Regions from separate parts of the Homo sapiens genome. Here region 1 is linked to region 2. Evidence: read pairs that join two places in POLR2A ChIA-PET (ENCODE). Cell type or tissue: MCF 10A. All regions are shown on one strand. Links, peaks and the distances in the headings refer to the core of each region. The heading gives the core; the rest is flanking DNA.

Evidence for each region. ChIA-PET counts read pairs that join two places held together with the same protein. Peaks named below come from ENCODE experiments on the same cell type or tissue, not always from the same donor. Only the 100,000 strongest peaks of a DNase experiment are listed, where the experiment ranks them.
Region 1: POLR2A ChIA-PET joins it to region 2 with 5 read pairs; 3 of 35 experiments call an interaction of 5 or more read pairs at or near these places.

The regions. Positions count from the first base shown.
Region 1 is chr20:7,496,198-7,512,871 of GRCh38, reverse strand. No RefSeq gene overlaps it. Among named protein-coding and RNA genes, the nearest start is that of MIR8062, 130 kb to the right of the region's middle. In MCF 10A, for the core only: no CTCF peak of the experiment used is centred there; no DNase peak of the experiment used is centred there.
Region 2 is chr20:7,578,249-7,594,922 of GRCh38, reverse strand. No RefSeq gene overlaps it. Among named protein-coding and RNA genes, the nearest start is that of MIR8062, 210 kb to the right of the region's middle. RefSeq lists an enhancer at 9,547-9,841. In MCF 10A, for the core only: no CTCF peak of the experiment used is centred there; a DNase peak (open chromatin) is centred at 9,372.

The DNA of each region.
Region 1 (16,674 bases), core at 5,900-10,899, 82 kb after region 2:
TCATGGCATGTGAAGGTCTGTGAGGATATTGCAAGGTTGCGCAGTTTTTGTGCTAACTAAGGTGGTGGATATCTTTGCTTCTCAGAAACAACTGTAGCAGAGGTTCTGGTTTCACCTTCTGGCTGGGTGACTATAAACACTCAGTGGTAAGCACCATGGAGTTTTTCTGAAATTTCCCTGGACCGGGTCCCTATTAATTGTGTGGCATTCAAGCTTGGCTTCTTGACTTCCAAAAATTTTGGCAAGTAATTAAAGCTCATGTACCCTTTCTCTTGAGCCAGAATATCTATAACTGATTTTTCATTTATATCACCTCAAATTTAATCTCTAATCTTGTTTATGCCACAGATGACCTCACTCATTGTGATCCATCTATATTCAACTTCTTCGGGTCCCTCAAACTCCTTCCCAGCCCACCACAGGGCCTTTGTGCCTGCTTTTTCCTATGGTCTGGGATACTTTTCCCAACTACCTATTCCCAAACCCAATGCATCATTTAGCTTCTGCTATTTTTGTATACCTCATCTTAGCTATTACTTGTTCTGAAATTTATCTGATCCTCCTGGTTGCATCAAACTTCCCTATGAAGATCTTTTATGTACGGCTACTTATCTTAATTGTAATTTTCATTTAGGTGTATGGCTATTGCATTAATACCTCTCAGTATTTTACACTGTAAGCTCTGTGGGAGCATGCTTACTAATTTATCCCCGGAATTTAGAATAATACCTGGCACATAGAGTTGCTTCATAAATATTGGTTGTTTTGATAAGTGGTAAAGATTTTTAAAGAGTTCAAACAATTGTCATTGCTTTAAGTTTCTGTTATTTTAATCTTAGGAGGACATTTAAGAACTCTTTATTCTTGTTTTACAAATAAGTTTATGTGTGTATATACACATGATGATATACATCTTACATCTCTGGTCAAGATTATCAGGGTAAATAATTTGAAATCACAGAGAGTCAAAAAATGTTTATAAATAGATATGTTCTTCCTTTAAGGTTATGCATAAGAAAGATACAACTATATATTTTTAAAATTTTATTTTAAAAAATATAAATTATATATATTTATGAAGCACAATGTGAGGTTTTTATATATTTATTACATTATGGAATTAATAAATCAAACTAATGTAACTGTCACCTAATGTACTTGTTTTTTTGAGGGTAAGAGAGTAAGATGTATCTATATCTTGAGGTGGTATGCAGGACAAATTAAGAAGAGGTAATAGTGGTGACCTACTATGGGCTGGAGGAGGGAGAGTACATAAATTAAAAAAAGAGAACATGATTGACATCTAAGCCACTGGAGAATAAACCGACTAGTAGTTTCTCTTTAACATACATGAAAAGCATTATTTATAAGATATATTTTGAAGGAAACTCTCATGTTGGTTGATTCAATTTCTAAAACAAAGGCTAGTTTAATACAAATAACCACCATCTAGTTTGTCTGCTTGGGGATCTCTGAAGACTAAGGACATCTACATTTGTGTGGTTACAAGAGTTCCAAACTCATACCCTTTAAAATTTTTTTTTAAAGATCCAATGTTGTCCTATCACATATAGTCCCATCTCTTGCACTACATTACATTACAAAAATATCCTGAACACATTAAGTCACGTATATATTTTGAGTTTTGGGCTCTACTCGTATCTTGATCTGAAAGTCTATGCAGATAGAAGAGACATTGTTTACTCTGAGAGTAGCACTGGGAGGTCTGGTTTATCCTTTCACTTTCCTCCTTAAGTGTAATGAAAACTTCCCAGATGAGTGACAAATACTCATATAACCAGACATAAATTTAGAAACAAGTGGGGGAAAAATGACTTTAAACCCACTTCGAACTGTCCCAAGACATTAAGGGGTGTGCAGTGCATTCACTGGAATTAGTAAAATTTGAACCGGGAATATTTACTTACACTCAAGAAATATGGTGGTGAACCCCTTGATCAAAAGAGATGACCTTGAACACTGTTCCCTAAAGAAAAAAAAATTTATTATAAATTATACTTACTTAATATTTATTATCACTAGTAATGTCATCAGAGCCAGACTTAATTCCAGCAAAAAGGTCCGGAGTTAGGGAAGTTTTGCATTCTTTTGTCTATTACAGGGGGACATAAAACAGAGTGAAGCTTATACAACGGCTTACATACATCATTTTATTAAAGAAGGGCCAATTTGGACATATTAGGGATTTGTCATTTGTCTTGGACTATTTACCAAATGCCTTGGAGTTGGAAAACACTAAACCTAGTTTGATTGTGTGTTTTTTCCTTAATTTTTAAGCCCGAGTGATTCCTAGGAAAATTTCATCCATATGTTTCAGAATCGTTTACACTTAGCTCATCAAAATGTTTTGTAACAACTATTTGATGTTCAAGATGTCTTTTAAAGACACTTTTCTTAGAAACAGGAAATTGTTCTTTGTTTTGATATTGTGTGTGTGTGCTTCTTTTCGAAGGATAAACAACCTAGGAACCCAGAAAGAATAAAACAGACTTTAAAATTTTTACCAATTCGGGTTAAGCCGATCCTGTACCCAAAGAAAAGCACATTCTAACGGTTAGAATTTTATCATAGTTTATTGACTTAGAGTACTGGTATCCAGGATTCAAATCAGCTAATTAACATCAAACAGATATTCAATGATTGTTCTAGAAAACTATAAAAGCAAAGCTGTTGTTGAAAGACATAGAAAACACAGTATAATCATAGACAGAATACAAATATTGTTAATCATGATTTCCTAATAAAGGCACCAATCTTTATTGGTTTTGTAGAAGAGTTCTAATAAATACTAAATAATAAAATGGGCAAGATATATTCAAGAAATCTCCAGAAGGATAAATACACAATGCTAATAAGTATATAAAAAGTTATACAACTACACTAATATTCAGCAATACATTTTGCATATTGCTGGCAATTGTCTGGGGAAATAGGAAATGTCATATGTGGTGTTACTATAAACTGGTAAAGTTTTTATCAAAGGGAATTTGATATTATTAATTTTTTAAAAAAGAAAGTGGCAGTCCCCCATTCTGGTTGTCCAACCTAGAGCAATTGTCGTAAGCATAAGAAACATTCCCAAAAATATACATTACAACATTAACAGTGAAATAAAGTGTTTCGTAATAACAGTTGTCATAAAGGCAGGGGAAACAAAATTATTTAAGAGATCGAACCAGTAGAGGTCTCAAACATGAGAAAGAGATTTCTGGAAGAACTTTGTCAGGGAAAGGCTATCCCAAGGGCTTTTTATCATATTGTTTTTAGAGAAAAATATTCTCTCCATAAAAAAAGCTTACACTAAATTGAAACATTGGGGGAAGGAATGCTGCTACCAGGAGGTCCTGGTAGGGCCGCTTGACACCATGATTCTAAGAAGTCCCTTGCTTTTTTTTTTTCAACGTTTATTTTAGATTCAGAGGGTACATGTACAGGTTTGTTATAAGGGTGTATTAGGTGATGCTGAGGATTGGGGAGTGATTGAACCCAACACTTAGAGATGTAGTTTGGATGTCATCACCTGTAAATCTCATACTGAATTTTAATCCTCATTGTTAGAAATGGGGCACAATTGGAGGTGTATGAGACATGGGGTAGATCCCTCATGGCTTAGTTCTAGTTCTCGTCCTTATGATAGTGAGTGAGTTCTCATGAGATCTGATTGTAAAATGTGTGTGATACTTTCACTCCCCAACCCTGCTCCATCTCCTGCCATGTGACATGTCTGCTCCGGCTTTGCCTTCTGCTGTGAGTAAAAGCTCCATGAGGCCTCCACAGAAGCTGAACAAATGCTAGCACCATGCTTGTACAGCCTGCAGAACCAAAAGGCAATTAAACCTCTTTTCTTTATAAATTGTCCAGCCTCAGGTACTTCTTTATGGCAATGCAAGAATGGCCTAATACACACAGTTTTGGGTACTGTGCAGATAGTCAGCATAGTACCCAATAGGTAGTTTTTCAATGTTTACTCTCCTCCCTGCCTCCCCTATCTTAGTCTCTCGTGCCTATTGTTCCCATCTTTGTGTCCATGAGTACCCAATATTTAGCTCCGACTTATAAGTGAGAACATGCAGAATTTGCTTTTTTGTTACAGAATTTTCAAAATTTTTTTTTTAGAATTTTGTTTCTGTGTTGTTTATGATGATGGCCTCCGGCTGTATCCATGTTGCTGCAAAGGACATGATTTCAGTCTTTTTATTGCTGCATAATATTCCATGGTGTAAATATACCACATTTTCTTTACCTAATCCGCCATTGATGGACATCTAGGTTGATTCCATGTCTTTACTATTGTGAATAGTGCTGCAATAAACATGGGAGTGCAGGTGTCTTTTTGGTAGAACAAATTACTTTCCTTTGGTTCACCTGCATTCAAACAGGGGTCCTAACAAGTTAGTGCTGGTGTTTGTTGTCTTCTAGAGAGTGGCTCACACACCAGAAAAGCATCTCTTTTTTCCTCTCAAACCATGGAGACTTCTCCCAGTGCAGGAATAATAAAAATCACTGTATTTTCCCATTGAATCTTCAGAGAGTGGAACCACCTCTTAACAGTACTTGGAGAGTTGGAAGCTTGCACTTCCTATATCAGCCATTTGCTGATGTACTGACATACTGAAAGTGCTTTGGGACAAGGATCACTGAAGCTTCACTAACATCTTCCTACCACCAAGATTTAAAATTTGATCAAGAATCAATCCATTTATAGATCTTCTCCTGGGATCAGATACCTGGCTGATGACTAAGAAAAAACATTTTACCCTCCACCTCCAATATATCACCTGGTGGTTTAAACCTTACCCACTACATTTGATAAACATCAGGCATCCCGGGGATGCTGAAAAAAGCTCATTTTCTTTCTTTTTTCTTTTTTTTTGAGACAGAGTATCGCTCTGTTGCCCAGGCTGGAGTGCAGTGGTGCGATCTTGGCTCCCTGCAACATCCGCCTCCTGGGTTCAAGCGATTCTCCTGCTTCAGCCTCCCGAGTAGCTGGGACTACAGTTGTGTGCCACCATGCCCAGCTAATTTTTTGTATTTAGTACAGACGGGGTTTCACCATGTTAGCCAGGATGGTCTCGATCTCCTGACCTCGTGATCCACCCACCTTGGTCTTCCAAAGTGCTGGGATTACAGGCGTGAGCCACTGTGCCTGGCCCAAAAAGATCATTTTCTTTAAAAATAAAATAGCTCTTTGATTTTTGTGAAGGAAGGCTACCAATCTGCCAGCATGGAATAATTAATTCTAAGTCTATAGCAATGGGTGTAAGTATTTGGGAGACTTTTATAAATAAAATAATTCGCCTTTTTAGAAGGTGTGCTTTTGTTAACTGCAGTTCAGCCACAGTGGCTTTGAACAAACCAAGATGGACCTTACTTAATGCTGGAGCCATTATAGAGTGGCCTTTAAGAGTAGCAAGGCGGCTGGGTGAGGTGGCTCACGCCTGTAATCCTAGCACTTCAGGAGGCTGAGGTGGGAGGATCACAAGGTCAAGAGATGGAGACGATCCTAGCCTACATGGTGAAACCCTGTCTCTACTAAAATACAAAAAAATTAGCCAGGCATGGTGGTGTGCACCTTTAGTCTCAGTTACTCAGGAAGCTGAGGCAGGGGAATCGCTTGAACCAGGGAGGCAGAGATTTCAGTGAGCAGAGATTGTGCCACTGCACTCCAGCCTGGCAACAGAGCGAGACTCAGTATCAAAAAAAAAAAAAAAAAAAAAAGAAAAGAAAGAAAGAGTAGCAAGGCTATAACCAGGCTGCAGGTGTCTCAGAGTCAGCTCCACTACTCTCATGCTGTACTAAGTTACTGGGCTAAGCTTCAGTTTTCTTATTTGTAACAAAGAGGCCATGTTCACTGCAGAGCCATGTTAAAAATCACAGTAGTAAATATACAGTGTTTAGATAGTGCTTGGCATAGTGAGAAGGTTGCAAGGGCTATTCCCATCATCAGCAATGTTTTGCACTGAGATTGTTGCATCTTACTCTCCATGGCATCATTCATGTCCTGCTCAAATGTCATCTCCTCACAGAACCACTCTGATCCCCTTTTCCAAATAACCCCACAAATTGTGTAAACTTCCTATTCCTTGGCCCAGTTTCAGGGCAATTATTATTATTAGAATTTAAGTTTTATGTTTATTTGTTTATTATATCTTCCACTCTCTCCAAAATAAACCCTTGAAGATAGGATCTACTGTTTACTACAGATTCTAATGTGGGTTGTCGTGGAATCATGGTATTGAATTTTAGCTCTTTTCCATCTGCTTTTCTTTCAACCTGTGTGGTCCATCCGCTCAGGGCTTAATACCAAGACTAACTATAAAATACGGGGAAGAGGCCGGGTGTGCCTGTAATCCTAGCACTTTGGGAGGCTGAGGCAGGTGGATCATGAGGTCATGAGTTCGAGACCAGCCAGGCCAACATGGTGAAACCTTGTCTCTACTAAAAATACAAAAATTAGCCAGGTGTGGTGGCACATGCCTGTAATCCCAGCTACTCAGGAGGCTGAGGCAGGAGAATTGCATGAACCCGGAAGGCAGAGGTTGCAGTGAGCCGAGATCACACCACTACACTCCAGCTGGGGTAACAGAGTCAGACTCCATCTCAAATAAAAAAAAAATATATATGGGGAAGGGGGCTGTGGTTTCCGACGTACCTTCAAATAAAGAACAGTGATGTGAAGAACCAAACACTTGACCAATGGGACCTCCCAGCCCATTCTAAGAAATGGCATGGGAAAATCAATCTAAGGAATAATGTGCTGGGAAGTCTGGACATGCCACTGCGTGTGCGAGAGCCCAGAGGTCATGTGGGCACTTGGAAATGCTGACCTGCACAATTAGCATCACAAGCATTTTTGTGGTCATTAAATACACATGACATATTGAAGAGGACACATTGAAGAAAATTACTGTAATGAATGATGAGCTTGGAGTTTAAACAGCAGATCATCCCTGGATCATCTGTCTCCAGGGAATGAAGCTGGTGAGCTGAGGCCCTGTGGTGTTTAAATAGCAGATCATCTCTGGATCATCTGTTTCCAGGGAATGAAGCTGGTGAGCTGAGGCCTTGTGTTTAAATAGCAGACCATCCCTGGATCTTCTATTTCCAGGGAATGAAACTGGTGAGCTGAGGCCCTGTGGTGGAACACAGACACTACACTCTGAACCCCGGAAGCAGGATTCTTTCTTTTGAGAACTGTTATTCAAAGCTACTTGAAAGTTAATCTCTAAAACCAAAAACCACAAAACTACTCTTTCCATGGAGCAACTCAGGTGAGAACTTAAAAACAAATATTTTAGGCACAGACATTTCCTTAAAGTTCATGTATTTCCTTAAGTCTATTCTATTCTACTTTGTCTTCCTAATCCATCATTTGTGTTTGTTTGTTTCCGTAGATTTAATTAAACAAACAACATATGGCTAAAAATTAATTTTGGCATGTCTCAACGTGGACACCTGGAATCAGCTAGCTGACTCATTACTAAAAGAAAAGATAACAGTTTCGAAAAGCTAAAAATAATAATTGAAAGACCCACCTATCTCAAAGTGAATGTTAAGAAAATACATTTTTTAAGAAAGGAAGTGATGAATATACCTATAGCTAATATTATGGGTGAACCTGACAAATAGAATACTGAGTAAAAGAAAATATAAAAAGTACATCCTTTAGAGTTTTATTTCTATAAAGTTCAGAAACAGGTTAAAAGTAATTATGGCATTAGAAGTTAGGCTCCTCTTGGTGGCAGCAATTACTAGAAATGAGCGTAAGTTAGGCTTCTAAAGTCCTCAAAACATCCTCTACTTTCTTTTTAAGGCAGTTGCTGAATAGCAGAAATATCTGTTCTTTTGAGGATCTATTAAGCTGTACACTTACAATTTGTCATTTTGTTTAGGGTTATTAAAGTTTATAGGAGGCCATTGTTTTGGACCAGCCTCCTGCACTGGGCTCCAGCAGACCAGACCCAACCAGAATGAAGTCGTTTGTGCTAATGCCATGTAATCAAACTTAACTTTGAAATGAGCCAGTTTTCAAAAAACCAGGAGATTCCAGTCAACCCTGGTCAGCATAATAAGGACGTTTCCTCTGTTTTAATCCTACAAGGAAAGTAACTTTGAAACCAACAATCTGCTTTTTGTTCTGTTTCTACTTGCTTCAGCCCTTTTTTCTCTATAAGGTCAACCTTCTCTGCTGAGCTCATTGGAACACCCGTTCTATTTTATAGAATGTGATATTGACAAATTCTAGAATTTCAAATAAAGGCCAATTATATTTTAAACTAAATTGTTGTAATGTTGTCTTTTAATAGGTTTCTCCTGAAATGTTCAAAAACTTATGGTATCCAGCTTGCCCTTAAGAGAAGTCTTTATTCTTCCAACCGCATTGAACTCATCTTGGTGTTTATTGAAAATACAGATTCCTGGGTCTAATTTATTGAATCAGATTCTCTGGGGTGGAGTCTATCAACCCCAATAATTAAGCATTTCCTTGGGCAATTCGGGGACATACTCAAGGTTGAGAATTCAGTAGTGCCTATTTGGTCAAACTGTTCCACAACACATGTTTGGTTACCTTCAGCAAATACTTAAAGCATGGCCCGTGTAATAGCTTCCTGGGCCACACGGTTCCTCATCTTGCCTGAATTCCTCCCCCTGCACCTTTTGAGAACTGCTACCTATGATGTTAGCAGTTGTCAGACACTACACTCTCATTCACTGCACCAGCCCCTTCACCCAGTGAGTCTGAGATGTTGACAAACCATCATTTACAAATATTTTTAAAATCATTTATAAGGTAACTGCCTCCCTCACTAATAAAAGTGGCAAATTAAATGAAAATTTGATCCCCATAATATCTTGCCTTGTTCTTTTAAGTAGACACTCAAAGGGGGATGGAGGGTAAACCACTGGCTTTAATGAGACAGTTGGGTGAAAAAGAAAAAAAAATAAGTAGGAAATGGTACCCAGGGCTTCTGGTATTTTTATCTTAGCAGCAAGGGGAAGTTTTGATAAGAAGAGGCCCTGTCTTTGTTCTACCAGGATCCAAGCATTGCATCACCATCTCCAGAAGCTGCTGCCTTGTGTGTGCCAGATGATAATTTGGGCATAGGCACAAATCAATACCAGGAATGGGTGTGCTGGGAGCGTGCACTGTAAGTACTGTGAGTATAAATAGAGCTGGAAGAACAACCTTTTTGTGAACTACTGTGTGGTAATCCTCGGGAAGCCAGGAAGCTGGTATGGCTTCAATGGGCCTTTTATAACGTTACATGCTACCCCCCAACTGCCCTCCTACACACACATGGACTGCTTGCTAAAGTTACCATTTTTAATGCAAATCATCATAATGGCTTGATAATTATTTCAATTGGCATTTGTGAAGCCATTCAGTAAAAGAACAGCCAGGGCAAAACCCTCACTAATCTTCCCATCTTTCATATCCTCTGGGTTTGAGGTGGAATAACACAAGAAAGCCCCAAAGCCAGAGGGTTTTTGAAGTTTCTTCTTAATGGACCTAACTCTCCCTGCCTGTTACTCTATGAAGTGTATTCGGCCCAAGTTAAACAAAATAGCAAGAGCATAATATTTGTGGTGGCTTGAAAGGAGAGGAGGCAATGACAAGCGTCCCCTTCCTCCTCAGCTTAGCTTTCAGATTGGTTGGAAAGCACTTTAACACATTGTTGTTATTATTGCGGAAAATAATAATAAACATTTATTGAATGCTGTCATATGGTGAGTAACTGTTCTAAAAATGTTTTGTCCGAGAGGAGCTTATTAAAAAATAACTATTTAGGTTTTTTACTTTTCCATAGAGGATGACTTTTTAACTCTTTCACTGGCCCTTAGGGGTGCACAGTGTATTCATATGCTGCAAAATGTAAAGTACTGGTCTCCTACAAGGCCTGTCCCTGACTCTTCCTCTTACCTGCAGTCTGTCATGATTAGAGTCTGGCAGCAACTCATAAATGAGAAATTTAAGACATTGCCGCTTTGTGGAGGGGAAACAAAGCTGGAAAGAATGACTAACTAAAATTTCTGTTTGAAATTGCTTTTCTCCCAAATCAGGCAAAGAGAACTAATACATGTCAACATTACTACAAAATATTTTTACAAAGGAAAAGCTGGCTGAAGGTTGTCTTTTTTGTTTTTTGTTTTTTGAGACAGAGTCTCACTCTGTCGTCCAAGCTGGAGTACAATGGCACAATCTTGGCTCACTGCAACCTCCACCTCCCAGGCTCAAGGGATTCTCCTGCCTCAGCCTCCCCAGTAGCTGGGATTCCAGGCGTGTGTGACCATGCCTGGCTAATTTTTTGTTATTTTTAGTGGACGGGGTTTTACCATGTTGCCGAGGGTGGTTTCGAAATCGTGAGCTCAGGAGTTCGCCCACCTTGGCCTCCCAAAGTGCTAGGATTACAATACACGAAGCTTGCTTGCTAGACTGATGGAACTATGTGTTGTGATTAGTTCTATGTTCACTCCTTAAACCTACTAGTGAGCCCTATTTGGAAAGCTGGCTTCTAACCCTTTACGTGAGAACAAATCACTAGCCAGCCAGTTCAGTGGGTGGAAGATCAATCAGCTAATTTGGAAACAATAAGTTTAAGTAGTAGTTTTTTGTCTTCACTTAATAGAAGATAGGATGCTTGCTATTATTATTAAAAACCTATATTAATATATGTTTTAGTCTCTGAACGGCTCAATAGATTGAGGTGTTTTCCAAACTCACTCCACACCAGTCTTCTCTTTCCACTAAAGTGACTTGGTTCAGCAGAAGTGTTTGATTTTTACGGCAGTAATCTAGATTTGAATAGATCCTTCCTGAACCTAAGGTTCATAAACCTCCAAAGGGTCTGTGAATAGAATTCAAGGGTTCTATGCACTTGAATGGAAAAAAAATCTTTATTTTTACCATACTCTAAATGAAATTTAGCATTTCCTTCAATTGTTAATATAGGCAGCAAACCACACTTTAAAAGGACTCCTGATATTGTCATCTCATAGAATGGTGGTTGTAAATATCTCAGAATATCATTAAGTACATCCAGACTTTGAAATTATGATAATTATTATAATACTTTAAAATATTTATATTTAACATAGTAATGAATCAGCATATAACATATAAAATATATTTGAATATATCATGTTTTAATATCTTGATGACTATATTTCAGTGTAATTGCTTGTTTGTAATCCTATGTACTTTATTTTATGCATTTAGAAACATGATTTTGAGATAGATCCATGGGCTTTACCTGACAACATGGGTCCATGGCACCACAAATGTTTAAGAACTCTTGGTAGTCTCTAATGTGGCTACTGATACAGAAACTAAATTTATTTCATGGGGCAGCCATACAACTCTGGCTGTACAGTAAAGTCAAAACAAAAAGACCCCAGGCAATGGAGAATCCTAACAAATAACCACAATGGTCAGGAGAAATCTGCATGGACCAATTTAAGTAGTGGTTCTTTTGCTTCCTCAACTTGCATTGTGCAACTTCAGGACTGGCCTGAATGTCAAGATGACAGGAACACCCAGATACAATGAAAAGACGGAGCCAGATGATTCTGGAAAGCAAATAACAGCCAAATGTATATTGTCACTTTGATGCTTAATTGGGCAACATTTATTTCGGAACAGAAAACAATATTTGGTAATACTGTTTACATGGTAAAACTGGCCTACTTCTGACATAAATTCATCTGCCTTTGGATCATTCATTAATTTCAAATGAACTCCATGCCCAGATGACTTTAGTGGTATATTGGAAGAACCAAGTCTTAGTAAAAAATAAAAATTGTAAAAAAGCAACAACAGTTTGGGCAACTATGCCTTTTCCTAAGTAGGTCATCTAGATTGTTGGCCAGCACTGCAATAATTTACTTTGGTCTTAATGGAACCTTAAATAATTCTGTACTGGAACCGTTTGTGGGTTCTCTGAGAGTATGATTTTGTCCATAACATAAGCCCATAATTATAATACATCATATGTCACAATAGTCTGAATTATTGTTGACAACATCAAATGTCAGGAGGGATCTGGCAGAAAATAGAATTGAATGTGAGTGGAGTAAGACTGTTAGTATAGAAGGATTAAAGCTATACTAAGATATATAGCTTGTTAGCAGTTAGTTCTAGATGAGAACAGGTGCCTCATCTAAAGAGCACAGCGTTACCTGCACCCTCCATGGGGTTGCTATGTTAGGAGTGCAAACCTGCTGTTGCTAAATCTGCCAGCAAATCTGGAAAAGCTAAAAATGAGATGAGGTTTTAGTGTGAAGCCACCTAGTGTTTAGAGGAATTGACTAGTGCAATTATTTTCAAACATTCTTTGAGATGAGCAAGGGTTTCTAAAGATTGAATCTTACTCCTGGGTCATGAACTCTTCTGTGCAGATACTACTCACTCATACAGTGAACCATCAATGAAAATGAGAAATGGGATTTGTTTTCAACACCTCCTACTAATCTGTAGAGGTAGAGGGAAAGCATCCTCACTGCTTACGGATGGTTCACTGAAAATGAGCTGATAAAAGGTGGATTAATAGGAGAAAAATGTTTACAAAATTTATTAATATGCATGAGGAAAAAATCACATGAATGTGATTACCCAATAACTCAATGAGGTCCAGATGCTTATAAATCCTACTTAATAAGGGAAGAGGAGATGGAGGGTGAAATGATTTTAAGGGTAGACTCATGAGCCTAAAAAAAATGGGCTGGAACGAAGTTCTTCAGTGCTCTGGGAGAGGTGATGGGAAGATGAAGGGCAGAACTTCATTGTGAACAAAAGTTGTCTTATTATACAGATAATGCCTCACAGCTAATCTCTGGAACTGTCCTCAGAAGAATAGATGAAAACTCTTGTCTGGGTTTCAGATACCATGAAACTGAGTCAAAGGTTGAATTCATCTTTATAATCCCTGGATTTTTGCTAGAGGATCTCTCTCTCTCTCTCTCTCTCTCTCTCTCTCCCACCCAATCCCCCTTCTTAAATGAAATCTCTTGTCTTATTATATCCTCATGGAAATATAATTGGGCTGTATTAAACAGAGATAGGAGAAAAGAGAGAATGCAGGCATTATAGAATTTTTACTTGCCCTCATCTTATCTTTGTCAAGTTAATTTACTCAGAACTCATTATTTTAAAAGCTAGCATGCCCCATTATTGTGAATAAATAGAGACTTATTTTTCCATAAGACTACATATAATAACTAAAATAAAACATGTTATGTGTATTTATTATCAACAAGGTCTTAACTCCAGCTGTCTTTCCATCATGATCATGTCAGCCTTCCATCTGCCTTTCCCAAGTCATACAACCATACTCTTCCTCAATTCCTTACCCCTCCTCATTCAACAGTTTTCTTTCTTTCATCTGTTTTTCTTGACTCATATCCTTATTTTCATCAGAATCATACACCTGCTCAAATTCAGAAGGCTCTTCTCTTTCACAACCAGCTGTGTTCTCTGACTAATATATGAAAAAATCCTTGCCTAGGAAATGGTTCATACCTGACTCAATTTCATTTTTAATTATATTTTCAGGTTGCCTTTCATGGAGATATATTTCTTTCCAATACAGATGTGTCCAAGTGGTTTATCTATATATGAAAGTGATTGACATGTAGGCTGGGTAATCTCTCTTTGTCCTTCTGGATTCACCCCTACCTTGTGTACCCTACTCTGCCACAGGAGGCTGACCAGAATGGACAGCATAAACCAGGCTCCTTTGCCCTGTATCCTCAGTTGTATTGGAGCAATGGAAGCCACAGGTAAGAAACTCTCAATTGTTGGGGAGAGAGAACACAGGTTGATGGTGGTCATTTCCTTATCAAGGGCCTCAAGTGTGTGCCTTCATGTCTAAGGTTCTGGAGGCTTCCCTGCTATTTCAACCTGTTGGGTGTTTCATCTTCCCTGTGATTTCCCTTATCCACATTTTTATACCTTTGAACTGTTCATTTATTAAATCCCATTTACTTTGCCCTATTTGAGTTTCTGTCAGGACCCTGGTGACACAGTGAGGAAACACTCTCAGTGCATGGTAGATGTATCCTGTAAATAAGAGATCTAGATCTAGACTTAAGCCCTAATTCCATTTTTTTCTTGTTAAGCAAGATTTTTTGTTATAAAGTGGGGATACAAATCCTGATCTCAAAGAATCATGAGAATTAGAGAGAGAAAACGATAATGGTGGTGGTGAGTACATTGTTTACTCTATAAAACTCTATGTTTGTTACTTTTCTTCAACCAGAATCTTAGTGCTTCACAATTCTATGGATAGTATTTACTCCAAAACCTGAGCCTAAAAGTGCTTAAATAATTTTTCTACTATAGCAAAATACACATTTTCTTTATTCTATAGTATGCTCTATACAAATGTTTGTAATATTAAATAATAAAATGCCTAACTAACCATCAATCAGTGGGTAAAAAAGCATCTCCCCACCCTTAGTCAACAATTAGTGATGCTGTTTCTTTACAGGAGTGGTTATTGGGAAAATTGAGAGTAGAGTGGAAATGTTTTTATCTCAACTATTACTCAAGAATTACTGCAGCTATAAGTCAGGATAAGTAGGTGATGTTTAACTCTTCAAATTCTATTTATTACTCACACCAAGAATGCAACAACTCAATCAGTATTTGCCTTCCAGTGCTGCCTTCTTAGCGCATAGTTCCTATGTGAATCACAGCCTCATGGAGGAAACATGTGAAGAAATTACACCTCATCCTGTATATTTTGACCTGGAAATGAGACATGGCACTTCTGTTCACAGGCTATTGGTAAAACTAGTGACATGACCCCACAGAAAATCCAGAGGGCTATGAAATGTGAAGAAGCTCATGGATTTTTTTGAAAAATTGAGCAGTTAATATTACCGCCATACCCAATGTTATTTTAATATTTCCCACTTAATTTCACCGGATATCATAAGACAGATAACTGTGTCTGTGTGAATCACGACATTCTATATTAAAACCAAATGTTATGTAACAACTTCAGCATATTAGAAGGTGAGTCTGAGAAACGATTCGGGGGCACACTATGCTTCTTTCTCAGTGCAGACTTTTTTTACCCTTCACTAGCTGGGATCTCCATTTTATATCATTATTTCTTAATAGGATACCTCTTTAAACATGGCAATTTATATAGGCAGGGTTCCTTGGTGATTGCATTTGTTCTTATCACAGGATAACATACAGAATATAGGAATTTATTAATTATAAGGGAACTTGGAAAATCTTGCCCATTTTCTTAAATCAAGATAAGTCATCTTTAAATGATGTCAGATAGAAAATAATATTTCAATAGAGATTTGCAGAGAGGAGATTTTATACTTTCCCATAGTAATTACCCTGAAAGTGAACAAGTTGAAGATCAGACAGTTTCTCAGAGCACTTTATAATGTTTTCCTTTGGTTTTGATCTCAGGATAAGTGAACCACAGTCGCTCTCTAATCTTGCCTAAGATATTTTTTCCTTTTGGTTTTATTTCATTTATTCTTAGGTAGTATGCTTCTCAGTTGCCCTCAGTTTTTTCTTCTCCATGATGAATAGTCCTGGTTCTTTGAATGTTTCCTTGTAGATTTAAATCACCAGGTCTTACTCATCTCTGTGACTATTTTTTCTAAACTTCCCAACTCTTCTATTTTGCTATTTCATGGTATAATCTGGATTTTGGATAATGCAGCAAGAATAAATGAGGTATTATTTTCCACTACAAGTACATTAAAGTGGCCATGCTTATAGCATCCTTTACAGATATTGCCACAGCACAATATATAAAGGTCTGCAATATTCACTTGGGAAGTTAACTCTCTACAACTAGATTTTACATTGAATACATTGCTATTTACTTTTTGGCTTGTTTTTGCTTTCCAGCCCTCTTGAGACCTGTCAGCTGTCTGACCTTCAGAAAGTGTGTGGACTATTTCTGGCTGAGAGTGGAAAGAGAAATTGCATGGGAAAGGAAATCCTCATATGAGTGTCAGCTGAATTTTGGATGGTGATGAAATTCAGATGATTTAAATAAGCTCTGGATGAACAGATAACATTTTGGAGGATCATTTGAACTACTCATGAATTCCCAAGAGTGCATGGTTCATCTATCATTGGGTATCCAGGAGGCTAACTCATCTATCCACCGTAATTTCCTAGGGTATCTTATTGCATCACACTCAAACAGTTGCAGATTTGAATGTGGACTTCAAAGTTCCTTCAAGCAATACAGTATGGTCGGAGCAAAACACACTGTGGAAAGCTGTTCAGTGGATTGTATCCGATTTCAAAGTCATCTTTTCAACTGTCGTATTGCCTATATCAGAGTTTGTTATTTTTCTTGTCCCTAGCTGAGAGTTGAGCTCATTCTGTGGGAAGTATCTCTAAACCACTAACTGACTTTGAAGCCAGTACAACTAAGGGAGATTAGAAACTTGGCACAGGCTTCTTCTCAAAGCATTTAGAGCATCTTCCCTAAGTTTGTTTGTTTGTTTTTAGACAGTGTCTTGCTCTGTCACCCAGGCCAGAGCGCAGAGAGCGATCTCAGCTCACTGCAACCTCCACCTCCTGGGCTCAAGTGATTCTCCCACCTTAGCCTCCTGAGTAGCTGAAACTACAGGCACTCACCCAGCTAATTTCTTTATTTTTGTAGA
Region 2 (16,674 bases), core at 6,346-11,345:
CTGGGTATATACCCAAAGAACTATAAATCATGTTGGTATAAAGACACATGCACACGTATGTTTATTGCGGCACTATTCACAATACCAAAGACTTGGAACCAACCCAAATGTCCAACAACGATAGACTGGATTAAGAAAATGTGGCACATATACACCATAGAATACTATGCAGCCATAAAAAATGATGAGTTCATGTCCTTTGCAGGGACATGGATGAAACTGGAAATCATCATTCTCAGCAAACTATCACGAGGACAAAACCCAAACACAGCATGTTCTCACTCATAGGTGGGAATTGAACAACAAGAACACATGGACACAGGAAGGGGAACATCACACTCCAGGGACTGTTGTGGGATGGGGGGAGGGGGAGGGATAGCATTAGGAGATATACCTAATGCTAAATGACAAGTTAATGGGTGCAGTACACCAACATGGCACATGTATATATATGTAACAAACCTGCACATTGTGCACATGCACCCTAAAACTTAAAGTACAATAATAATAAAATAAAAAATAAATAAATAAAAAGGAGTAAAGAATTTACAAACTAACCAAATTTGAAACTATAACTGATGTTCTTAGTCTATGTTTTTTTCTCCAATCACTTCAGCAGATGTACAAGCATGCTCAAAAAACCCAGAGAAATCTCTGTGCACTTAGCAGGGGCACACTTCAGTGTGTGATCCAGATGGATCTACAGTGGTAAGCCATTAATTGTCCAAGCGGTTTCATAATTTTCTACTGTTTTGAAATCAACTGGACCTCATATCTCTGCCTTCAGTTCCAACTTCAAAATGTTCCCTTGGTAGGAATCCTACAAATGGATCCTTTTATTTTAATTTTTTACCTTTCTGTAATAATTCAGTCAGGTTTTACTAGACCAGAAAAGCAGGAGATGAGTTTTCCATAACCTTTTACTCTTGCCAGGAAATCTCCAGGCTTGGTTACATTTCTGTCTTTTGGTGCTAATTCCACAGCTTCTGTTTTTGATTTCAGTTGGACGATTTGCTTCAGTGTCAGGTTCATGACCTCAGTGAGCTCATGGGGCTCCCTCAAATATGACCAGGACATAGATTTGTAACTTGTTTGGTACATCATTTCCAAAATACCCATGTTCAGGCTTCCATGTTCCCCCAGGTGTAAGCCACTCTGAGGTAACCTATTATCCAAATTCGCAGATTGTTTATGAATCCATTTTTTTCCCAAATGTACTTACTATTCAGTGGACCTGCTAGGAAATCCAATAGTAGAGACTGGAATAACAGTCTTTGGATTCAGAGCTCCTGAGTTTGAACTCTGACTCTACCATTTACTAGCAAAGTGATGCTGGGGAAAATATTTCATATTTTTCATAACACTTAATGATTCAACAATCTGTGTTTCTAACTCCTATCAATAAAAGTTAAAAAATCTTAGTCTAGATTTCAAAGCCATCTGAAATATGACTCTATCAGATAGTTCTTCACCAAAAGCTGGCTTTCTCCCTATGTTATAAATTCCACTCAATTATGTCACCCATTATTTCTAAAGTGCTATTTATTCCTTCTCTTTTCTGCTCATATAAATACTTAGCCTATGTTCCAATACAAACTATACTTCCTTTATGATGTCCTCCAAGACTACTGGACCTCATATTTATATCCCTTTTCTCTAAACACTTAGGTTGTTTAAAATCAGTGCTTCATTACATTATGTAGTACAGAATTTTCTACACTTTTTTTTTTAATTTTAACACATTTATCTAGGAGGGAATAAAAGCTGATGCTTAATTAAGTTGGGAAATACTGGATTAAATGTAATTAAACAAGTTGCTTAGCGTCAAGATTTTTTGCAAAATATTCTTAATATATAATTTATTTGCAAAATAGGCTAATGCATAAAATACTTCCTAAAATTATTATTAGATAGTGCATTTTAGAAAACGAAGCTAACACTATTGATCAGCAGAACACTTTTTGGAGCATGGTATTCTAGCTTAATTTATTTCTTAAATTGTAATATCACTTTTCCTAAAGTATCCATTTCTTGAGGGTCTGCATAGCTACATTATGCTTAGAAAAATGAATTACCATTGTTAGGTAGTTATTAGAGACATGTGGAAAACACTGCAGATTCTGTCAACAAAAACGAAAATCACAAAGTGAAGAAAGAAATTAAAAAGTAGAAATTAAATGTATGTCTATTTTTTTTTTTTTTTGAGAGAGAGTCTCACCCTGTCACCCAGAGTGGAGTGCAATAGCACGATCTTGGCTCACTGCAACTTCTGCATCCCAGGTCCAAGTAATTCTCCTGCTTCAGCCTCCTGACTAGCTGGGATTAGAGGCATGCGCCACCACACTCCATTAATTTTTGTATTTTTAGTAGAGACAGGGTTTCAGCATTTTGGTCATGTTGGTCTCAAACTCCTGAGCTCATGATCTGCCCGCCTTGGCCTCCCAAAGTGCTGGGATTACAGGCATGAGCCACGGCGCATGGCTGAAAGTATGTCTACTTTGTGATTTTCATTTTTCAGTTTCTTTATAATCTCCAGTGGGGTTTAAACTCCATTCCCCTCTCAGTCATTAGCATTGATACATTCCGTATTTCTCAGAAGAACAAGGGAAGGAGAACCCTTATGAGTGATATAGATTAAAGGATTTATTGCCAGGTCCATCCCACAGACCCTGGCCAAGCAATGGATGAAAGGAGTATGCAGACACAGGTATGCAGTGAAAGAGCAGCTAGGGGACTGCTGAAGAGTGAGCAGCCTCAATAAGCTGGAGCTGCTTGCTTTCATTTAGTACAGACATAATGCCGAAAGCCTGGAGCCAACACAATCTGTGGGTAATTAACATTATTGTTCTCCCTTTCTGGGGTCAAAATTTCTGGTTAACATAGGTAAACAAGCTTATTTGCACTAAATTCCACTATGCTTCCTTGTATCTACTCCTTGCCCTCTGCCTCAGGGTACGAGAACAGCTGCCTTCAGCTTATTCTCCCCCAAAGCTATACACAGCCTTCTGAACTTTCAGAAGGCCTGCTCATATCTCGGTAGCTTCTCCCACCACTATGACTGAGCTCCTACAATTTATTATAAGCATGATATCTCACACAATTATGGAATCTGGCAAAAAAGTCTAAGAAAAGCTATTGCCTATGTATTTGGTGGTGGGCACAAAGTTGCACTAGGTTAGGGCTAGTGGAAAGAAACCTGGGCATGAAGTAGGAAAGAATGAATACAAATTCGAGACAGAGAATAAGGACACCAAGCAGACATTTGTTCAAATAATAGGACAAACCAGAACCCACACGGACAAACTGGGAGCACATGTCTACCAGTGCCTTCAACCTTGTCAGTGCAGTAGCTGGCACCATTTGTCTCCCAGTTGAGTTCCTGACTCAGAACTCAAGAGACCTCAATAGGAGAGACTCAGCATGGGCTGGAGAAGCTATTGACTCATACTAGCAAGGTGAATATCCATTGTCCTACAAAGACCTTTCAAATCTGTGTAAATTTTTCTTATGGCCAACCCCAATTTGTAACCATCTAGGCCACAACATTCTGGAAAATAAAGTTTCTTATTTAGCTAGATTGACACAGTGAAAAACACGACATGATAGAGTCATAAGGATGAGAAAAGATATTATAGTCAATTATCTTTCTCTTCCTAGCCTGCAGAGGAGAAAACAGAAACTCAAGGAGGTTGTATTTTGTTCAAAAATTATAGTTAACTAGGGTTGGAGTGGAAAGATGAGTTGATAGTTCTGATTCCCAGTCTATTACTCTCTCCTGCTGTTTATTTAGGAATTGAAATGGTCTAGAATAGGTTTTGTAAATTAATATACTCCTACAGCTTCTGAGGACTTCACTTAGTGGGACATAATTTTATATGACCAGATGTATCTATATCTTTTCCTGTGGCCATTGCCTTCATTTCTCTTTTCAGCAAACACACGAATATTACAAATGAGTAGTCCAGGGTCTGTTTTATTACTCATAAGGTAAGCATTTCTACCATACCTAAATTTCTAGTCTAGGGTTTCTCAGTCTGGGAACTCTTGACATTTGGATTTGGATAATGATTTGTCATGTATGTGGATGGGGGACAGGGACTGTCCTGCGTACCATAGGATTTAGCAATACCATTGGCCTCCACCCACTAATACTAGGAGTTCCCCTTCAGTTATGATAATAAAAAATGTCTGTAGACACTGATAAATACTCCTTTGGGGTGAGGAAACAGGAACAAATTTTCCCTTGTCGTGAATTACTAGTGTAGCAATTATTTTATTTAGAAAAGCCAAACCAATCTTTTCAAGCACTATCTGTACATTGAAACAATATTTTTTTCAAGCTGTAAAAAAGATTCCATTCTCTGAATCCTATGCTAGACCCTTTCCAACTACTTCCATTGTGAAGCTATTTTTGTTCCTGCTGAGAATTCAACCTATTCTGCAGTAAGAGTGTACAAAGCAAGCAGTGATATCCTCTATGAAATTATTCTGTGCATTTCTTATATAAAATTATTTATTTAGATAATATCCTGGAAAATTTAATGATAAAGTTGAGAAGTAGGATCAGATGTCATACAAAATAAAGACCTGCTTAGGACATTACCTCTTTCTTATTTTACAAGGTGTACTGAGGCCTCTTTCAGAGCCCGCATACCTTCACATGCATTAAGCCACAGCTGTGGCACATCAAATTGCATGTACTCTAGGGAGATCTTGATACAAGATCAACTAATACTAGTAATAGGGCCCAAGATATTTTATCTTTCTAGCTGCAGTTTTCTATCTTTTCAGTAACGTATACAATAATAAAGAGATGTCATTAAAAATAAACTTGTTTGTTTCAGTCAAAATAAGGCCCTGAATGCAATGTTTACCTTTATCCTCCAAAAACACAAGAACTAAAAAAGAGTTGATGAAGATGTAAAATTTCTTTGGTAGCTTTTTAAAACCTTCCCCTTTGCAGACTCCACTGGCATTTTTATTTTTTAATATGATCATCATATATTTAATATCTGCCAATGACTCCCCACTAACCCTTCAAGTTGGGGAAGGGTTTCCATGCCATGAGCTAGAAGACACTACTTGGTTTGGACTACTTATATCTTGACCTTATTTTCCATCACTCTGTCTTTTGAGAACTATATTTTGGCTAAACAGATCTTTCTGTTCCTCAAGATCTAACAACCTTATTACCTCTGTTTCTGCTCTTCCTTCTGCCTGGAAAGATATCTTTTCTTCTTTTCAAAGTTAGTTCCCCCTAATACTCAAGTCTGCTGAAAATTAAAATTTCCAGGATCCCCCTGATAAATTCTGATTAATTGGTCTGAGGTAAGGCCCCCAAAATTGCATTTTAATAAGAACCTGTGGCAATGTTGAGGTGGACAGTGCACTCTACACATTGAAGAGTCCTAATTTCAAATTCTTAAATAGTGCAGTTGCAGTTCTTATAAGCAGTTGAGACTTCCCCACTTCCATAGAAATGAGTTCTGGAGAAGACATTGTCCTGAGGTCTTAGCTGTAGCTAGAAAGAAGTAGCAAACCCACAGCAAAATTCCACCTAGTCAGCATTTTAAATTTTGTGACAGCAGCTTCTTCGATGAAAAATGCCTGACATTTTGTGTTGACCAAACTCTCATCTCTTCCTACCAAAACTAAGTTGTGATTCCCTAAAGCTTTTTTGTAAAACTATATTTGATGCATCTTTGGATTTAAGGAAAGTAGGTCTTTTTACCCTTATAAAATTTTGGCCTATTCATTTTCTATTGGTTCAACTTCTACCTTTTGCTTGATAGTGTGATTAAATGTCTCCTCTCAATGAAACCTACTATATGCCTCCCAGGACAAGTTTAAAACTTCTTTATTTGTTTGCCTATAATAATTTATTTAAAACTCTATTCAGCTTTCACTCCAGTGGTGAGGACTTCCATGTATACTCTAACTGAGCCCTCCTGTCTTTCTTTATCCACTTGCCTTGATTTATATGTCATAAAAGCTGAGAGCACTATGTGACATTATATTTGTATTTTATCCATTTATTTACAGTCTTTTCTCCCACTCCCATTATAATATAAACTCCAAGAAGAGGGGAAACTTTGTTGTTGCTTATTGCTGTGTGCCTAGAACATAGTAGGAGCTCAATACATATTAATAATAAAAAAATCTTTTCTTTAGCACTTTATTTTAAAATTTTTCTGTCCCTATATCTCATTTCTTCTGAAGAATTTTAGATTCCATTAACACTATCAAAATCTAGAATAGTGCTTGGCATATAAAATTATAGAATACATCCTTACTGAAAAATTCAATGTTTCTTTTTTTAAAAATTGTTATATTGCAATTAACAGATTATTTCATGTGAATGAAGTTGGTTGAGATGGGGCAGAGGTCTCAAGGGACACTTTTACAAAAGTCTGTCTTCTAAGATGTAACCAATGTGATATCCCGGGGTGTAGCTGGAAGATTCATTTTTCCTTTCCATGTATTTGAACACAAAATAGATTACTATTAATAATTACTGACAACATAGTGGTCGAAATGAGGCCATAAAACATTAACTTCAATTACAAAGGGCTTTTGTGTTAAACAAAACAAAAGAATTCTGAAAAGAGCATCAAGGGGAAATATGTCACCGTGTGGCTGCTCTGCTTTATAGTTGAAGCTTTACCTGAGGTAGTGGTTCTCAAGCTTTTCCAGATGATGGACTGGAAAGGAGAGCTCTTTCCCCTCACCTATTCTTAAGCTCACCATGTTAAGTTCTCTGAGGTATGGGACCCATGACCACTTCAATCTAGCCTTCACTTCAAACCAAGAGAGATTACTAATATAGAGAACCCTGAGATTGGCCCTGGTTTTTCATTCCGACTGGTATGGATGATGGTAAAGGAATGTAAGGTAATGAAGGTAATGTAAGCTTAGGGAGAAATCAGAAATTTGTAAATGCATGACATTTGTAATTGCATGAAATTTGGAGGTAATAGAATCATTTTAATCATTTTTTATTGATAGGAGCTACAGAAATTAACAAGCAGTGGCTCACGCCTGTAATCCCAACACTTTGGGAGGCTGAGGTGGATGGATTGCTTGAGCCCAGGAGTTGGAAAGCTGTCTGGGCAACATAGCAAAACCTGGTCTCTACAAAAAATGCAATAAAAAATTAGCTGGGCATGGTAACATGCACCTGTAGTCCCAGCTACTCGGGAGGCTGAGGTGGGAGGATCATCTGAGCCTGGGGAAGTCAAGGCTGCAGTGACCTATGATCATGCCATTGCACTCCAGCCTGGGCATCATAGTGAGACCCTGTATCAAAATTTTTTAAAAAATTAAAAGAAAAGAAAAGAAAAAAAGAAATTAACAAGACACTTCCTACTCACCATCTCCCTGGTTGAAATCCTAGCATAGATCTCCTACTGCTAGAACAAGGCCGGCTATTGGTCCTTCTGAGTGTACCTCTCTTTGCAGATATAGTTAGCCTGACCTCACACTGCCATGCTCATATCAATGCTTACTCCTTCTACTTTTTTCCCAGTTCAGACTCTGGAACCAAAGTCTATAAATGTATATTTCAAACTTGCATTTCCATTTACTCATTGTAAGTGAGACTATAAACCTTATTTACTTAACTGATGCCAACATTGGTTCCTGTCTTTTAAATTGAAGTTTGTTCTAAGAATCAAATAAAAGAAATATAAATGAGTAAGTCTGGCACATATTTGGCCTTCTTTTTTTCCATCTATATTATGATCTCCATTATTATGAAAATCTCTATTATCAATTGATTGTTTAATCTTTTTTCTTTTTAGACACTTACATTGTCATATATGCAAGTGAGGGTGAAAAAGTGTGCCTATAACTCCAAACCTACTTCATTTCCTATAAGCTTACATATCACACACATATACATCTATGTAGAGACACACATATATATGCACATATATGTATATATACATATGTGTGTCCATAGGTATCTTTTGTTTTATATATATAATTTATTATATACCTATATAAAATTCAAGAGAGTCCTATTGTTAACACTCATTATTTCACATACTGTCCCACCTGATGCAATGGCACTTGCAACAGTGGATTAGTTTGGCAAAATAAAAGCTAATTCAAGTGTATTTTCCTAGTTCCCCTATAGTCTTACTAAGTAAATTTCTCAATTGGTAAGTTAAGATTGTCAAAGCTGTGAAAAGAAACTTGAGATTTATTGTTGCCCATTTTGGTAAATGTGAAGTAATTTTTTACTGCTACTGTCATCAAAATCATGGAAGGTTTTGGAGTGTGTCTGGGATGGAAACTATTCTTACCGTGGGGAAGAAGTACACAGTGTACTTTATGTAAAGTCTATTGCTTCAATTCTCATGCTCTGTCTTCTGCCAGAAAATGAGGTAGTTTGCCATTGAGAGGCTTGAGGAGTGCCTAAATGTGACAAATGATCTGATTTTCAATAAACGTAAACAAAATATGACAATGTCTAATCTAAGCTTTTAGGAGAAGCTTCAGATGAATATACTAGAAAAAATAACCCTAACAATGGTGAAAATTCAAGGGTATTTCAACTACATTCTAAGATTTTTCTTACTCTCTTTGCATTTCAATTCTCTAATGACATCATGGGTAATTTGTATCACATGTACACCAAGAACTATATGAATGTCGGCAATGCCCTCTGGCCAGTATTCAATGGTAAACAATGATGTAATATATATCATAATTTCAGTGTTATTGTCTCATGGAATGAAACACCTGTTTAGTAAAAAAAAGCGAAATAACTGGGCTATTGAATGTTTTGTTTGCTTGTTTTTTCTGAAACAGCTTGGCAGCTTAAGGAAGCGTGCAAATGAAGAAATCACAGAACTTCTTAAGTATTCACCCATATAATTTATATATGAAAAGAGTAATTCTTGAATAACTTTTAAATAACAGCCACAGACTGCAGCAAGACTTCTAGCTGGGTATAGTACCTCCACAATACCAATACATCAGCAAATAATCTTTTGCATACACTTCCTAATTTACATGATCCTTGTTTAATTCCTCTTGCCTGTTAGATTTCTAACTCCAGAGATTTCAACAAGGAAAGTTTGTAGCTAAAAATAGCTCAATAAATTACAGATTTCTGTAGTTGGAAATAGAAAAAAAATGGTTCAGATGTACTTAAATCAATGGGAGGATCAGCAGCAAGCATTTTGCAACACTTCACAAATAAAACAGAAAAATTGGTACTCTTTGTGGCAAATTATTAGTGATGGTCTTGCTCATGAACTTTACTCTTTTGCTAAATTGGGACTCTATGTGGGCGTGCGGGTGACTCGATGTTGCCCAATATTTTACTTGGCTGTTCAGTTCTCTAGTGCCCTGGTTGCAAGAAGATTCTTCCCTGTGACGGAAACAGAGTGCTGCAGATCAATGAAAGCTCCCTTTCTGGTATACTGTAGCTACCACTCCTCTGTTATGTTAAGGATGAATGGAACCTGACACACTGTTTCTCAATCTCAGGAGAGTCATATTGCCACACAGTTGAAAGGTGCAAGGAACGGCTGTGTAGAAGAAAAGAATGGAGTAGCTGTTTAGTCAAATAGCAACTCTTAGGTGACTATTCCTGTTGGGCTCCTAAAAGCTGTTTCTCTCTGGTCTTGTTATTGAATGTGAATGTGGGTCACGGAAGCAATGCCATCTCCCATTCACACAGCTCAAAGCCAAAGTCCAGTTCCTTGTTTGTCTTCCATGTAAACAGGACAAATTGCTTTCTCTGCATGGTGTAATTTCATTGAAACTTTATATTCTGTTAGGTAAAGGACTCTTATTTTTCCTTCCTATTCATTCAGCAAGCACTTCATGTCATTTCAGGCACCATCTGGTAACAAGTAGTATGAGGGGAAATGAACTATGCAATAAATATGGCTTACATTTATTGAGAGCTTCTTATGAGCCAGGCATTTCTGAGCTCTTCACATGTATTAACTCATTTAATATACCCATGAGATAGGTATATTATTATGCTTATTTTACAAATGAGAAAAGTTAGGCAGAGAGGGATTAGCCAGTGGTGGAGCTGAGAGTTGAACCCTGACTCTAACCATAGATGCTACTTTGTTAATTATAGAATGGCAGTTTGCTTTCATTCTAGGGGTTAAGGGTCTATATTCTTACAGCAGCAGGAAACTAATGATTAAAATCTTGTATTTATTGATCTGGCTCTTGCTTATAAGACTACACACTTTGTAACAATTTAATAATCTGTACATTTATGATATGTGCACTTGTAAATATGGCTTCAATGCATAATTTAAAATTGAAAAATAATAATCATGGATGCAAAGCTGTGGCAATGTAGAGCAGCCTGTGTGCGTGAATGCTGGAGGCAAATCTTTAACATGATGGCTGTAAGACCTGTAATCAAGAATGTCTGTGTGCATGGTCCTAATCAGTGTTATCACTGTGAAACCAGACATGCTCGAAAATCTATCCATTAGTATATATGTTTTACTATCAAACCCTTAGTGTCATTCTTTCTAGGAAGAAGCAAAAGAAACTTACATTAACTATTATAGATTAAGAGACTAAATCAAATCATATGATTCAAGTTTAAAAATTTGGTATGAACTTTCACTTAAATCTATACCTCTCTCCAATACTTCTTTGCGCTCTTAAAGTGCCTGTGCTTAGAAGTAGTAAGGCACTTAAGATTTGGCTTTAACCCACAAAACTAGGAGGTAAAATTTCCACAGGGATCAATGATAAGTGTAAGCCTTTTACTCCCAAGAAGAATCTAGTATCAGCATAATCTTTAAAGAAATTATTCTTAGCCTTGGTTTTCCAGAATCTGGTAGAGTAGTGGCCCAGTTCTACTCTCAACCTTGCTATTCTTGGACCAATACTTAACACATTTTCTACCATGAACTTAATAGTAATAACTAATTCTGACAATGATCAACATTTGTTGAAAGTATACTATATACTTGGGCTTAACTAGGTACTTATATCTATTATCTCATTTAATATTTGTGTAAACTCTTGAGGTGAGTATTCATGATAATTAATTTTGTGTGTCAACTTGACTGGGCCATTGTGTGCCCAGATATTTGGTCAAACATTTTTCTCAGTGTGTCTCTGTAGGTGTTTTTGGATAAGACTAACATTTTAATCAGTAGACTGAGTAATGTGATTGGCCTCCTAATGTAAATGGCCTGTATCCACACAGCTGAAGGCTGGAATAGAGCAAAAATCTGACCTGATCATAAATAAGTAGGCATTCCTCTTGCCTGACTGATTGAGCTGGGACAATAGTTTTGTTGTTGTTGTTTGTTTGTTTGTTTTCCTGTCTTCTGACTCAAATTGTAACATCAACTACTCCTGGGTTTCAAGCCTGCAGGCTTTTGAGCTGGAACTTATACCATCAGATCTCCTGGGTTTGAAGCCTGTAGATTGAGACTGAAACTGACACCATTGGTTCTCCTGGTTCTCAGGTCTGTGGATGTGGGCTGAAATGATACTATTGGCTTTCCCAGGTCAACAGCTTGCTGACTGCAGTTCTTGAGACTTCTCAGGCTTCACAATCATGTGAGCCAATTCCTAAATATGTATGTATATATATATTTAGGAATATATATATATGAAGATATATATATATATATATATATAAATCTAATGTATGTGTATGTGTGAGTTTGTGTGTGTACATAATTGCCTATTATTTTATTTCCCTGGAAAAGCCTCATCCAGATTTTGGTACCTAGAATGGTTTTACAGGAACAGAATTTTAGGCATGAGTTTTATGAATTGGTTCTGGAATTCCTGGAAATGGCTCTCTTATCTGATTAGGTTTAAAGGCACTAATAACACTATTTCTAGGAGTTAAGAGAACACAGATAGTCCATGGCCCTGAAATGGCAAAAGGGATAAACAAAATATCACCATTGGTTACTCCTTACCAACCATTTATAAGGATCAAGGACTTGGGGAATTGTGTCTATGATGCTTTTGAACGTTCTTGGCAAACTAATGAATAGTAGGTTGACATGATTCTCCTAATAATGTTGCTGGAAAAAGTGGGAAAAATAAAGAATTAGCTTAGGAATTTGAGTTTCCAGCTTAAATGCTACATAAATGATCTGACAGCTTTTATATCTGCCCCAATGGAGACCTTGGTCTCCTACAGCTGTAGGGTTGAGATGCTGAAAACTAAAATCAGGCCTTCATCTTGAATTACAGTGCAAATAGACCCAGATTTGTAGGATGTGCACTGTTGAAGTGAGGGCACTGATTGGGAAAGAATGACATGGATAGGGAAGGAAAGTTGAAATGGGGCTATGTGGGAAGATCCTCATGAAATTGGGAACATTGAGCCCCTAAATTTTTCTTGCCAGCGGAAGAGACCTCTTCCTCCCCATTGGGAATGTGGCTTCTGCACTCTCATCTAAGGGGATTAACTATGATTGTCTGAGAAAACAACAATGACATCCCCTGAAAAAGTTGCCATAAAAGTAAGTCCTCGCTGTCCTGCTAAGAACCCACACTTTTAGCCTAAGAATGCATTTTGGAAAAAAAATACAATAATTAATATAAAAAGAAAAGGTAAAGAACCCACTGTCTTTGTTTCTGTATCTATACCAGACTTAAGGTCTGGTAGGTCTCTAAAGGCAGGTACAATGTGTTACACACAAAGAGGTATACTACACTCAAAATATCCACTTGGTTTTCTAAATATGTAGAAAGAAATCTGGGGAACATGGGTAGGAATAGATACTAAAGGTATGGGATAATAGTAGAAGAAACAAAGTTGCATCAGACAAAATTTATGGATGTGGGTCTACAACAGGCGGCTGACAGTAATGTCAGACCTGCCTGGGTTTACTGTGGAGGAGGGGATTCAAAGGCCTAGGGAGATTAGAATGTCGCAGTGAGTTTGTCATTTAAAACCAACTCGCTCACACTGGGAGGATACAGAAGACATACCTTTCACCAATACTGTGAGAAATAAATTTGTAATGGAAAACCTAACATGATTTAAGTGCTCTGTGACTGTTCTTCTCTATAGGCCAGACTCTGCAATGGGAACTGCTGTCAGTAAATTGGAAAACCTAAATACAATGTGAGTAATTGGATCCTGGGGTGCCAGGGGTCAAGTGGTGGCACTCAGCGGCCCAAGTCAAGGTAGAAGTAGTTACTGTGAAGGACAGCAGAGATGAAGCAGCAATCAGAATAGTCTGACTTGCGCAGACCTCTGGTGTTGGCTAATTTACCATGGATGGTCCTTGAAGTGAAATAAGTAGAAAGCATACTAAATTCTTATTTGATCTGTATAAGCAGAAAATTTCTAGGTTAAGTTACCAAAAGTCTAACCTGAATCACGAAAACAGAAAGACATGGCCCCCCGCCTCGATCGATTTCCAGACTTGAGCCAGTTTAAAGACCCAGAATCTTTTGAATAAAGAGGAATCTAGGTCCACTTATGGAAAGATCTCTGTACACTGCCAAAATTTATACTGTTATTCTTTCTCCCAGCCCTCCTCAAAGTAACCTATGGTCTTTAATAGAGTAATTATATACTGGGAAAAAGGAAATAACCAGATCTTTCAATGACTACAAGATACTGGTTGAACTAACACTAATCCCAAGAGATCTCAAAATTAACTATGGTTCATCAGTCAAGGTACAGACTTATGAGGATCAGATGATCAGTGGAGTTTTAGCTTAAATCTATTTCACAGTGAGCTCAGTGCATCTCTGAACCTATTCTGTGATTATTTCCTCAGTTATGGAATGCATTATTGCAGTTGATCTACTCAGTAGTTGTCTTAACCCCCACTTTGGTTCCATTACCTATGGAATGAGGGCCATTAGGATGAGAAAGTCTGATTGGAATGCAGTAGGATGGCCTCTACTTAGGAAAATAGTAAACCAATAGCAATACTGCATGCCTGGAAGAATGGTAGAGATTAGTGCCACCATCAAGATCAGAAAGATGCAGGGGTGTTTATTCCCACCACCTTTCCATTCGACTTGTCTGTGCAGAAGACAGATGGATCTGGGAGAATGATAATGAATTATCATTCTCATGTTTGACCAGATGATGACTACAATTGAAGCTGCTGTACCAAATGTAGTTTCATTACTTGAATAAAATAATACATCCCCTGGTACCTGACATGTAGCTATTGATCTTACAAGTTCCTTTTTCTCCATTTCTGTCAACAAGGACTATCAGAGGCAGTTTACTGTCAGCTGTCAAGGCTAGAAATACACCTTCACTGTCCTATCTCAGGTGTATATTAACTCTCTAGCCCTAGGTTATAATTTAGTTTGCAAGGATCTTGATCACCTTCTCCTTCCAAAAGATACCACACTGGTCCATTACACTGATGACATTATGCTGATTGGACCTAGTGAGCAAAAAGTAGCAACTATTCTAGGCTTACTGGTAAGATATTTGCATGTCAGAGGGTGGGAAATAAATCCCACAGAAGTTCAGGATTGAACATAATGAAATTTCTAAGGGTCCAGTGATATGTGGAATCTCAAGATATCCCTTTTAAGGTGAAGGATACATTGTTGCATCAGGATCGTATTACAAAAAAAAAGAAAAAGGCATAACGCCTAGTGAGCTTCTTTGGATTGTGGGAGCAACACATTCCTTATTTGGGTGTTTTATTCTGGTACATTTACTGAATGGCCCGAGATATTGCTAGTTTCTTTTGTGGGGCCCAACTGTTATGCAAACTGTTATAGGTCCCAGCTGCTTTGCAAACTGCTCTGCCTCTTGGGCCATATTATTCAGCAGATCCAATTGTTCTTGAAATGTCGCTGGCAGATAGGAATGCTATTTGGAGCTTTGGCAGGACCTGATAGGTGAGTCACAGCTCAGGTGCTTAGTCTGTGTCTATTGCCTCATGGGAATTTCCTACAATCAATCGACAGAGGAGGAGAAAACTCAGGTCTGGTTTATATATGCTTCTTCACTGTATGCAGAAAACACCTGAAAGTAGACAGTTGCAGCACTACAGCCACTTTCTAGGACATTCCTGAATGACACAGGTGAAGAGAACTTCTCCAAGGGGTTAGAACCACAGAATTGCATCTGATTGTTCACTTTTCTGGAAGGAGAAATGGTCTGATATGAGATTACATACCGAGTCATGGTCTGTGACCTATGGTTGGCTGGATGATCAGGAAATTGAAAAAAACATGATTGATAAATTAATAACAAAAAATTGGGGGAAGAACTTTCTGTATAAACACATCTAAATGGGAAAAATCATGGAGGCATTTGTACCCCATATGAATGCTTCAAAAGAAGACATCATCAGATGATGATTTTAATAATTTAATTGACAGAATGATCCATTGTATGGATACCAGACAATTTCTTTCTCCAGACCCTTTCATGACCCAGTGAGCTCATAAAAATGTGGTTATGGTGTGAGAAATGGAGGTGATGCATGAGGTCAGCAAAATCAACTTCCACTTACCAAGGCTGACCTGGCTACAGCCACCACTGGGTATTCAATTTGCCAGTAGCAAAGAACAACATTGAGTCTTCAATATGGCACTATTCCCCAGGGAATTAGCCTGCTACCTGGTGGCAAGTTGATTACATTAGAATGCTCCCATCATGGAAGGGGCAGTGTTTTGCGTTTATTTGGATAGACATTTACTCTGGATACAAATTTCTCTTCCCTACATGCAATACTTCTGCCAAAACTACCGTCTATGAATTTTCAGACTGTCTTTTTCACTGATACATTGTCTTATTCCACACAGCATTGCTTCTAATCAATACACCCACTTCACTGCAAATGAAGTGTGGCAATGGGCCCATACTCATGGAATTCACTGGTTTTACCATGTTCCCCACCATCATGAAGCAGCTGGATTGGTAAATCTGTAGAATGATCTTTTGAAGACTCAGTTACAGTACTAGGTACATGACAATGCCTTGCTGGGCTGGGGCAAGTTCTCCAGAAGGCTATATATCTGGTCTCAATCAGCATCCAATATATGGTGTGGTTTCTCCCATAGCCAGTGTTCATGAGTCCAGGGTTGCAAGTGGGAATGGCATCACTCACTATGACCCTTAATGACCCACTTGCAAAATTTTTGCTTTCTGTTTTCATGACTTTATGATCTGCTAGCCTAAATATTTTAGTTCCAAAGGGAGGAGACATTTCCACCAGGAGACAAAACAGTGACTCTATTGAAGTGGAAGTTAAGACTCCTGTCCAGGGACTTTGGTTTCCTGCTGCCTCTAAATCAACAGGCAAAGAAGGGAGTTACTCTGCTGGCTGAGACGATTGATCCTGACTACCAAGGAGAAACTGACTACACAATGGAGGCATGGAAGAATATTTCTGGAATACAGTAGATTCTTCTGGATGCCTCTTAGTATTACCATGCCCTATGATTAAGGTCAATGGGAAACTATAGCATTGAAATCAAGGCAGGATTATTAATGTCTCAGGCCCTTGAGGACACCCTTCATCTGGAGTTTGGGTAACTCCACCAGATAAAGAACTAGATAAAGGATTTTCTGAAGGCAAAGGAAATACAGAGTGGCTAGTAGAGGAAGGCTGTTATAAATAACAGCTGTGACTGTGTGACCAGTTACAGAAAGGAGGGCTGTAGTTGTTGAACATATCCCTCTTACCTTGTTGTCAATATGTTGCATGTATTTAT